Linked DNA regions of Homo sapiens: region 1 is linked to region 2. Evidence: read pairs that join two places in POLR2A ChIA-PET (ENCODE). Cell type or tissue: GM12878. All regions are shown on one strand. Each heading gives the region's core, and the rest is flanking DNA. Links, peaks and the distances in the headings are about the cores only. Region 1 overlaps PPARGC1B (PPARG coactivator 1 beta). Region 2 has its middle 6.1 kb from the start of PPARGC1B.

Region 1 (5,372 bases), core at 1-5,000, 130 kb after region 2:
TGTGGACACACTGTCAGAACTTCAGTGACACCCCTGGCAGCGGTACAGACAGGTGGTCTGGGAGCAGTCATCTTTTTTGGGCCAGCCACCAGCCCATCCTACTCCCTCAGGTAGTCCTTCGTCTTTACCTTGTCCTTGTCTGTAAAGTTGTTTTGGTGGCTGGGGCAGGGGAGCCAGGAGGAGGGAGTGAAGGTTGGGAATAGATAGGACAATCTCCTAGCTCTCCTCCAATTGAGAAAACACTCCAATTGGGCTTTGCTTTAAACTTTGTGTTCTTAAGTGATGTCAAAGCCATTTCCAGCTTAATGTTCTGTGGGTACCTTGGGGGCCATTCATGCAGGGAGCATGGCCAGGCAGGGTATGAGTACATTGTTTCTGATTTCTTTCATACATCAGGGTTCCTCGGGAAATTTTTGTATTTTTTTTTTAAGTCCTGCTGCTTTAAAAATTTGAAAGTGGCTCATTAAACTAAACAGGCTAATGTAATTTGTTGCTTATGCCAAGCCTAGACTGTTGAGAATTGACGTTTTTAAAGATTATCAAATACCTCAGTAGGTAAAATGAGCCCATGATCTTCCACTGAGTGGTGAGCATACTCCCAGCCCATGGACAAGGCCGGAAGAGACAGGCTTTAGTAGGGGTAGGGAATTTGAACTGTTGTGTGTCACAGCAGTTGACCTCTCTGGACTCCAATTTCCTTTCCTGTGAAATGAACTGATTAGACATGTTTCAACATTGTTAGCTTCTGCTGAGGCAGTGTCTAGCCCAAGATGGCAAATACATAGCTCATGTGCCACTACTCCCACCTCCTTGACCAATACAGACATAACTAATCAATCACACCACTCAGGTTCCCTGAGCCTGGATGTGCTATAAGAATCCTGAAATCAGTGCTCTGGTAAGTCATTACTAATTGATTAGAGTTCAATCTATTTGACATCTTGGGCTAATCTTTGGAAGGTTTCCAACAATCACACAAAACCATATGCTGGCTGGGTTTCATGCTGGCCTATCCCTGTCTGTGATGTTCCGTTCCATGAGAGAAAACTCCCCTAATGCTATTCCATGGCGTAACACTCCCAATACTATTTTGACGCCCACGTCCCCTTGCAGAGGGTGCAGGGGGCGGTAGACGAATGACAGACAGGAACATATTTGGGGAAGGCAGGGCTTAGGAAGATGGACCAAAAAGGGACTTCCCACAGCACAGACCTGATCATTCGGATTTCCTCTTTAGCTATTCACTGCCTAGCACATAGTAGGCACACAATAAATGATTATGGAATGGGATAAAATTTAGATCTTTCTGCTGCCTCCACTAAGTTAAGTCCTGATTTACATCAAGGAGAGAACTGAGATAGGAAAGAACACTAGATTCCAAGTCTGGAGAGTTGGGGGAGTCCAGATTCTACCAAGAATTTCCTTTGTAACTTTGGTAAGTCCCTTTTACTCCCTGGCACCCCGGTGTGCTGAAAGGAGTTGGTCCATATATGATCTCTTAGCCCCTCCTATTTGCTTCTTCCTTGATTGCTCTTGGTCAAAGGGTCAGCCTTGGGCTGGTGATACTTTAGAGTAAAGAAATGGAGAGTTTTAGCAAAGGACCAGTCTGTCCCTCCCTGCTTTGGGGTCAGCTAAAGCTGTCCTTTCATGTCAGATTAACCTAGGACACTTGTAGTTAGCTTAGACGTTGGCCCTTGAGCAGAGACCTGAGCGTGGCATTGGGACATGACATACCTAAAGTCAGGGCTAGGGGACGCTGCCTGCCAAGGGCATCGAGTAGTCTCTACTTGCTATCCCGTACATAAAATGCTACAAGTTCTAAAATTTACCGACCCTGCAGACAACCTCTATCCCGAAGGACTCATTCGGTGCTGTGTATTATTTAGGGCAACTCCAAGGTCTATTCAGAAAAACGAGTGAACCTTGGTCTCTTTCCCACCAAATTGAGGAGTAACCCAGAGGGAGCAGCTGCCATTGGCAACCATCTCGTTGTAGCTCTGTCCTAGTGTTTGCTCTTGATGATGTTTACATGTGATCGCCATAAAGCTTGCTGTAGACTGTGTCGATAGCCGCCCGCACAGGGCAGGTCGTACTGTCCGTTTCTGTGCCGTGCTGGTGTTTTCCAAAAATGTCTGATCCAACCACTAAGTGGAATTCTTCCATCTCCTTCCTCAGTCTGTACAAGGCTGAATCAGAATCCCCATTCTCGGGGGCTCTGGTTACCGAAGGAAAATGCATCAAAGAGTTAAAGAATATGAGTGGATGGAGTGCAGCTAAGGCCCCCACCCCCTGCTCCGTCACAACTTGCCCCCTCAACCAAAAAGCTGCTTTGAGTCAAAAAGCACCCATAAGATACCTGCATCTGCCTTGAAATCTTGCAGCATGGAGTGTCATATGTACTCAGGAGAGAGGCAGGGCTTTGCGGGCAGGAGAAGGAAGGGAGGAATGCTCTGAGCTGCAAAGACCCAGTACTCAAGTTCTGACGTGGGAGGAGATGCAGTGAGACGTCTCTTGTTGCCTAAAGCCTGTTCCTGTTGGTTTTCTTAGAGTGATTTCTCCTAGACATGTGCAGTAGGCCCACTGGGGCTGCTGTGCAGTGGTGAGTAAAAGGGCAGGGAAGGCATGGACAGCCTGGTCCTTCTGCATGGACAGCTCAGTCCATGGCCCATCCCAGGTATAGAGTTCAGTTAATCCCATTTGAGCCTGCAGCTTAAGAGATGGCTCATCCTAACTGTGAAGCAAAATCAGCCCCAGAGGATGTATTGATCTGACTCACTGATGTCAAAATTGCAGTATTTTTTTAGCATTTGAGATTTAGCAGCTGCCTTCAGTTTGGGGTTACCCACATCCCAGCATCAGATATGATTAAGGAAAGAAATTGGATGTACAACAGCAAAGAAAGTGAATGTCATGGTTTCCCTGGCCAAAGAAGAGGGACCCTGTCATCCTTACCAATGGGGAAGAAGAAAACTAGTGCATGTGCAATATGTCAAAGTTAGTCCCCTAGTCCCTGAGGGGTTTTTACACACAGATGGGCTCCAGGTCTGCTCGTCAAGTTTGGAGGTACCGGGTAAATGGAGGGGAGCTGCAGAGTTGGAAACCCACATGCATGGATGTGTCCTTGGCCCAGAACCACCATGGGATGGGGGAGGCCCTGAGCCGGCTACAAGACACCCAGGAAGTAGGCAAAGGCTGACTTTGCATTAAACAATAAAAGCACTTTGAGAAAACCCCAACACTTCAGCCTGGGTCCGTGTTTCTACACTGGAAAATACGAGTCTCCTTTGGCTGTGTGAAGTGATCTTCTAGAGACTGGGACAGGGAGTTTGGGAATGGGGCTGCTGTCAGGTAGGAGAGAGCAGAGATGCCTTTGGAGATGTCAGCAGCAGGAGAGCCAGTGCTGGGGCCAACCCTTTGCTGGCCTTTTGTTGGAAGCCCTTGAAACAGGGAGCCATGGGTTTAGATCTTGGTACCTACCTTTACAGAAAGATGAAAACAGCCCAGCTGAGTGAAATGAGTTTGTAGAGTAAGTCACTTAACTGTAAGCCATCTCAGAATCAGAAACCCTAATGTTTCTTACTTGCTATGTGACCTTGGGCCCCTGTTTCCTCATCTACCAAATGAGAATGTTGAATATGAGCATTAAAGTCCCTTTCACCTCTGAGAGGCTCAGATCCCCAACCAGGAGCATTGGGAATCCATCACTCCTCCTTGAAACTGATTCCATTCTCTGACTTGACCCAGCTCCTGTTCAGGGTGAGGGTTCTCTGCAAGAACCAACCAGCAGTAGGTTCAATCCCACTGTGTCCTGGCTGAGTTGCCTTATCCAAGAAGACCAGCTCCCCGGGACAGATCTAAGCCATAGTTTCTAGTGGGGACAGTAAGGAATTAAACCCCCAACTTGGCTAGGTAACGATGTCAAATCTCACATTAACCTTGTCTTTGTCCCCACTGGATAGCTGTTAATCCGAATGTTGTGACCATTTGGCTGTTTCTCTCTTGTTCTCAGACAATACTAGCAATACACTTTTTTTTTTTTTTTTTAAAGAAAAACAGCTTAGGAGCTTTTCACACATTTCTTTCAAATGATTGTAAAACATATGGGGCAACAGGAGGCATTGATCGCGCTGCATATGTTTAGGGCAGCTTTTGTTTTTTGTTTCTTTAATGGTATAGCAGCAGTGACTGAGCCTTCGTGATTCCTGGGGACAGCTTTTCAGATACTCTGTTTCATCAGTATGCTTTGCACATCCGGAAGGAGTACAAAAATCCAACTGCCCAAATTTGGGGCTTGGAAAATAGGTTTTATAGGTGGTCGGTCCCTGGGCTGTGCAACAACTCCTCAAAGAGGGGTTTATATAACTAGAACCCCCCTGGGCTGTATTTTTGGTCAAAGGAGTCTCCAAGGCGGCTTACAAAAGCTTCCTTTTTCACTTGACCACCCTTGCTCATTGGTTACTTGTGAAGGGAATTGGTCAGTTTCCACCTCAGCACTTTGCCTTATCAACATGCGGTCGCCATCTAGTGGCCAAAGGTTGTCTCCACCAGCTACCCAGATGGAAGGCAAATAAATCCTTTCGGCCACCCTGCTGTCCATCGTGAACTTTGGGAATGAAATATAATGGCCTGAACGAACTGCCTTTGTGTTCAGAGATCAGTGCAACACTAGGGTCAGAAGACTCCAGAAGCAGCCACTTAGTAGACTCTCACGCAGAACTGAGAAATGCACTAGCTGTCCTGTGGGCAGAAGAGACAGGAGTGGACCAGGAGAGGTCCAGGTGCCCGGGAAGGGTTTACTGTAACTGCAATACTGGCAGCCCAGCTGCTGACCTTGTTAAGTAAACCTTTGCTGGGTGGTCCGAATTCTGCCCTCAAGGCAAGATAAGAAGTTGGGTGTAAGGATTTTGTGGGGGGCCTGGCCATGATCTTTGATATGATCCCCGAATAGCCAAATAGTTTTTTTTGTTCAATTTTTTGTTTCTGTATTTTGTATTTTTAAAATCTTGTCAAATGTTTTTGTGTTAGGAATAAAAAGTCATAAACTATTCCCAACTTTGTTTCTTGAGGGATGTTCTGATTCCAATGGAAACAGGTGGGAAATCTCAAGGGGAGCGTGGACAAGGTGGTATGTGCAGCAGGGGAATAGACTGCTTGGATTTCCAAATGGTTTCTGGGGAAGATGACCATCCAGAAGTCCAGCTTAGTGCAGTCTGCTCTGGAATTCACACCCACCCCCTCGCCTCCTTGTGCCATGTTGTTAGCATTGGCTTGGAGCATCTGCTTCTTCCAGAGGCAGCTGCTAATGTTGAAACCAACACGAGCCCTCTCCCCAACCCCAGGTTTCTAAAGAAGGTGTCTGTAGCCAGCCTTAA
Region 2 (5,381 bases), core at 134-5,133:
CTCCAAAATGTCCCTGTTCCAATGTATATCTGTTACTTAAATAACACATTTGCAACATAGCTATCAGAGGGGTTGGTTTTTATTTAGAAAGAAGCTAATAAGTTATATTTTATTTATTATAAAGACAAAATTGTAACAGCACAAATGAAAATATTATTAATAAAAGAAATTCTTTCTGCCACCCTAATCATGTTTCATTTGTTCACATTACTTAATGTCATTCTAACATACACACTTTATGTGTACATTTATGCGTACAGCTGTAACCTTTTTATATACATTTTATCATCTTTTTTCACTCAATGTTTATTTTTTCTATTTTTAAGGAGCTGAATTCAGAAGACAATGTTATACATTTATATAGCTTTCTACCTTCTGCACAGTATTTCATCAAGTAAGTAAACCATGACACCTTCATAGTTTTTGTATCATGAAATATTTTAATCATACAGAAAATCGCAAGGAACAATATACCACACATATTTAACAAATATTGATATTTAAAAAATATTTCTAAGCTTGGCATAGTGGTGTGTGCCTATAGTTCCAGCTACTCACTTGGGAGGCTGAGGCAGGAGGATCGCTTGAGCCCAGGAATTTTAGGCTGTGGTGTGCTATGCTGATTAGGTATCTGCACTAAGTTTGGGATAAATATGATGACCTCCTGGGAGCAGGGGACCACTAGGTTGCCTAATGTGCGGTGAACCAGCCCAGTCTGGAAATGGAGCAAGTCAAAATTCCCGTGCTGATTAGTTGAGGGATGGCATCTGTGAATAGCTATGGCTTTCCATCCTGGGCAACATAGCGAGACCCTGTCTCTTAAAAAAAATAAAGATACATTTACAGGTACAGTTGGAGCTTTCCTCTGCATGATGTACTCAAGTCCCTCCCAGGATGGACTATATAATTTTCAGGGCCCAGTGCAAAATGGAAATGCAGGGACCCTTATTCAAAAATCATGATGAGTTTCAAGACAGCAACAGCAGAGCATTAAACCAAGCACAGAGCCCTTCTAAGTACAGGTCTTAGTGCTACTGCACAGGTGACAGCTGTGCTACATCCAGGCAGCCAGCTCTAATTCCGCATCTCCTCTCACTTTCTTAACATTGATCTGTGTCTTTGTTGTCCCATGTTTATGCTTTTACTTCATATACATGCATAGACCAATATTATGGAGTATTGTGTTACATGTTTTAAAATATTGCATAAATGGCATCATATTGTCTGTATCCTTAGGTTGCTTGTCTTACTCTTTTTGAGAGGTATCTGTGTGGAATCATGGAGATGTTATTCATTTTCACTGTCGCCTAATAATCCATTGTGAGATCTCACCACAGTTCATTTATCCAGTACCCTACATTTTTATCATAATTAACAGTACTAAGGTGAACATCCTTGGGCACAGTTCTCTGTGCATGTATGTGAGTTTCTGTCTATCTGTCACTAGGTGTGGAATTGAACTGCTCTGCCTTGCTGGATGTTGAAGTTATTTCCAAGTTTTTGCTTGGCATCAATGTGCTCCCCTGGGGTGCCTCCCTTTGGATGTTCCTAAGTCATCTGAAAAGCTTCCCTTGGGAGACTTTCCTCTGAGCTACCTTTCTTTTAAGATCACCATCCACACAGTCAGAAACTGTGTGTCCTGACCCTTTCCTTTTATTCCCTCACCACTTCTAACCTATTGCCAAAGCCTATGGATTCCCACTCTAAAATATGGCTTTAACCCATCCTTCCTCCATTTCCTTCCTGCTACTTCTGTTATCTTGGCTCGGGAACCCCCCTCCCCTAGACTCCTTTTCCAACTCCTAACTTGTCCCTCAACCCCCCCAGTCTCCAGCCCCCCAACTTTCTCCACTGAAGGACTTATTACACCCTACCAAGTTGCATGGTGACATGGTGACATGCAGTGCTCCCATGAACATTGTAGAGATCAGAGCTGTGAGTTACATGACAGCAAAGATTGCATCATAGTCACCATTTGTGGACCTGTAGCATGGTACCTGGTACCCAACAGAATCTAAAAATATCTGTTGAATCAAAGTCCGAATAAACATCATGCTGTCATTTTCCTATCTTTTGGATGACTCAGGATAAATTCGCCAAAGGAGCATTATTGATGACTTAGGATAATGAACATAAAGTTCATAGTCCTGTGTAAACTGAATTTGATCCACACAAAACTTTAGGTCAGTTGAGACCAGCATGGGCAACAGAGTGAGACCCTGTCTCTACAAAAATATAAATAAGTTAGCTGGACATGGTGGCGTGCCTATCGTTCTTACTACTTGGGAGGCTAAGCAGGGAGGATCACTTAAGCCCAGGAGCTTGGAGCTGCAGTGAACTATGATCACACTACCGCACTCCAGTCTGTGACAGAACGAGACCTTGTCTCTAAATAAAAATATATAATTTAAAAAACTCTAGGTCAGGTGTGAGAGATAGGATGACCCTTAGCAAGAAGTGGTTTTCCCAAGATCCCAAAGCCAGTAAGAGACAAAGTATAAAGAGCAACAGGTACTCAGGTATTCTTTCCACCTGCTTGTCCTATTTCATAGGTGTCCTAAATTTAGTTTAGAAATAACTAAATATAAACTATGTTGCCTTTTAATGTCGGGTGACTGTCTCTTTAAATCTTGCTGTTTTAACACAAATATACTTCATTCTAATGTGTATATATATATAATATGTATATATATTTAAATAATAACCTGATAGAATTTGTATCTCTCTAGAAAAGAAAGAACTCTCATCTCGGGGCCTTTGTTTATCCATCTATTAAATGGGCATAAGGAGGGTCCTTCTAGGATCTTTTGCTCTGTGAGTAGATAAGGAAAAAGCACACTTTTCTATCCCTATCTAATTTTGTTGCTCCCATGCTCTGTGCAGTCATTTATGGGGCTGAGGAGGATGAAGGAGGAGGATTTATGGGGCTCTTGCAAAACTGGGAAACAGTAATAGCTGACATTATAGCTGCCAGTGCCCCTTACCTGCTGATTTGAAAGCCCTTTAATCACTTGTAGCTTATGAAACAGAAAGTGATCTGCTAGCTATTTCCCCCAAATGCGTTGGTGAGTTCATAGGTTAACCCTACAGGAAGGAGACAGCATTGCTAAACACAAGAAGAGCCTTACTTACTTCATGGGCTTTCAAGTGTCAAGGGCCCCAATCCTTGACTCTGAGACCCTCAAATGATACCATCTAGCTGATGTTGTTCTAAAGGGTCAGCCCTGAGGAGAAGTTCATCCTATGGAAGTCACCTGAGCACTCCACATACCATCTGAAGCCCTGGCTTCCAGTTCTGGCTCTGCCACTAAAGGGCTGTGTGACCTCAGCCACATTCCTCCACATTTACAGTGAAGCTGGTGGAAAACACGTTTCCACTGCCCCTCCACAGTTCTAAAGTTCTATCATTCAATGGGAGGTGGAGATGGTTCTCAGCATCAACAATACAAAGCAGGGAGATTTTTAGTTCCTCTTGGCCTGAGTCCCTGCCTCCTGGACAGAAGCTGGGAAATAGATGAGCATCTGGCTCCCTGGCCTGGGTCACAGAATCACAGAATCGTGGGTGGCTGGCAGGAAGCCTCTGCGTTTGCCAAGACCCACGTCCTACCTCCCTCCCTCATTCAACACAAATTTACTAAGCAGTTGCGTTGAGTAGAATGTGGGCAGAGATGGCGGCTGTTGTGTTCACCAATTTATCCATGGCATCTAGCGCAGTGGCTGGCACATAGTAGCTGCTCACTACATATCTGCTGAATGATGTCTCATCTCCTACAGTAGGGGAGCCTATTAAGCACAGATTCCTGGGCCCACCCCAGACCTACTGAATTGGAATCTCTGGCGTTAGTGTCCAAGTGACTGTCATGCCCTCCAGAGTCTGAGAACCACAGCTGTATGTAGTGTCTGAATAAAGCATCATCTTATTATTGGAAAGGAGAAAATGCTGATGTTTCAACTTTTGAGCATTTGTCGGTAGTGACTAAAATATTCAAGTCAAATAGGTTCATTTTGCTGTAGCCATTTCCATGGAGCCTGGGGAGCTCTGGGCTTTGCACTAGGTATGCACAGGGCTCACTTTCACTAATCTTGAGGGAGGCGAGGCTGATAAAAAAGGCAGAGAAGATAGGAGTCAAGCCACACAATGTCCAAGCTTGGCATTATTATTGCCCTTCACTTGGAAGTTATCAAACAGGACACGCGCTGCCCTTCTAGCTTTCCTGGGGAGGTTAGATGCTATGAGACTTTTCACACTCCCTTTCCAGTGTCTGTGGCTCAGACCATGTACACACCCAGGTTCAAATCTGAGCTGTTGTCTCTATGTAGTCTGGGGCCAATCACTTTAACCCCCTTTAAACTTTTGTTTCTTTAGTCATAAAATGGACATCATGATTTACCCTACGGAGGGTTGCTGGAAGGATTAGAGATGCTATAAACTCAGGCGTTGGGCACATGCTCAGTACAGAAAAGCCCTAAGGTTTGGTTGATGTCTATAAACTGCCATAACATCCGGGCTGCAGGACTCTGTAGAGGTTCATCTAGGCTAGCTCCTTCTTCTTTTTTTTTTTTTTTGAGACGGAGTCTTGCTCTGTCGCCCAGGCTGGAGTGCGATGGCACAATCTCAGCTCACTGCAGCCTCCGCCTCCTGGGTTCAAGCAATTCTCCTGACTCAGCCTCCCTAGTAGCTGGGACTACAGGCGGGGGCCACCACGCCCTGCTAATTTTTTGTATTTTTAGTGAGATGAGGTTTCACCCTGTTAGCCAGGATGGTCTAGATCTCCTGACCTCATAATCAGCCTGCCTCAGCCTCCCAAAGTGCTGGGATTATAGGCGTGAGCCACTGCGCCCGGACTGCTCCTTCTTTTTTTTTTTGAGAGGAAGTCTCGCTCTTGTCCCCAGGCTGGAGTGCGCCCAACTGACCACTCCTTCGTTTTTTTGTTTTTTGTTTTTGAGACGAAGTCTTGCTCTTACCCCCAGGCTCACTGCAACCTCCGCCTCCCAGGTTCAAGCGATTCTCCTGCCTCAGCCTCCCGAGGAGCTGAGATTACAGGCACCCGCCACCACACCCGGCTAATTTTTGTATTTTTAGTAGAGATGGGGTTTCACCATGTTGGCCAGGCTGGTCTCGAACTCCTGACCTCAGGTGATCTGCCTGCCTCGACCTCCCAAACTGCTGGGATTACAGGCGTGAGCCACCAGGCCAGGCCGCTCCTTCATTTTATAGATAAGAAAACAGCCTCAGAGAGGAGAAGCAAATGGCACAAGATCATCTAGCACCTCAGGTTTTTTGAGGGCTTTTTTTTTTTGAGATGGGGTCTCAGGCTTTTTTGAGGGCAGTGATGATCACAGGTCACTACAGCCTCAACCTCCTGGGCTCAAGTGATGCT

What was found. Peaks named below come from ENCODE experiments on the same cell type or tissue, not always from the same donor. Only the 100,000 strongest peaks of a DNase experiment are listed, where the experiment ranks them.
Region 1: POLR2A ChIA-PET joins it to region 2 with 6 read pairs; 3 of 35 experiments call an interaction of 5 or more read pairs at or near these places.

The regions. Positions count from the first base shown.
Region 1 is chr5:149,848,682-149,854,053 of GRCh38, forward strand. It overlaps PPARGC1B (PPARG coactivator 1 beta), which reads left to right. Exons shown (of 12, transcript NM_133263.4): 12 at 1-5,372. Among named protein-coding and RNA genes, the nearest start is that of PDE6A, 93 kb to the right of the region's middle. In GM12878, for the core only: a CTCF peak has its summit at 4,519 (motif pointing left); a DNase peak (open chromatin) is centred at 4,498.
Region 2 is chr5:149,721,553-149,726,933 of GRCh38, forward strand. It overlaps the pseudogene RN7SL868P. Among named protein-coding and RNA genes, the nearest start is that of PPARGC1B, 6.1 kb to the right of the region's middle. In GM12878, for the core only: no CTCF peak of the experiment used is centred there; a DNase peak (open chromatin) is centred at 3,049; H3K27ac peaks cover 487 bases.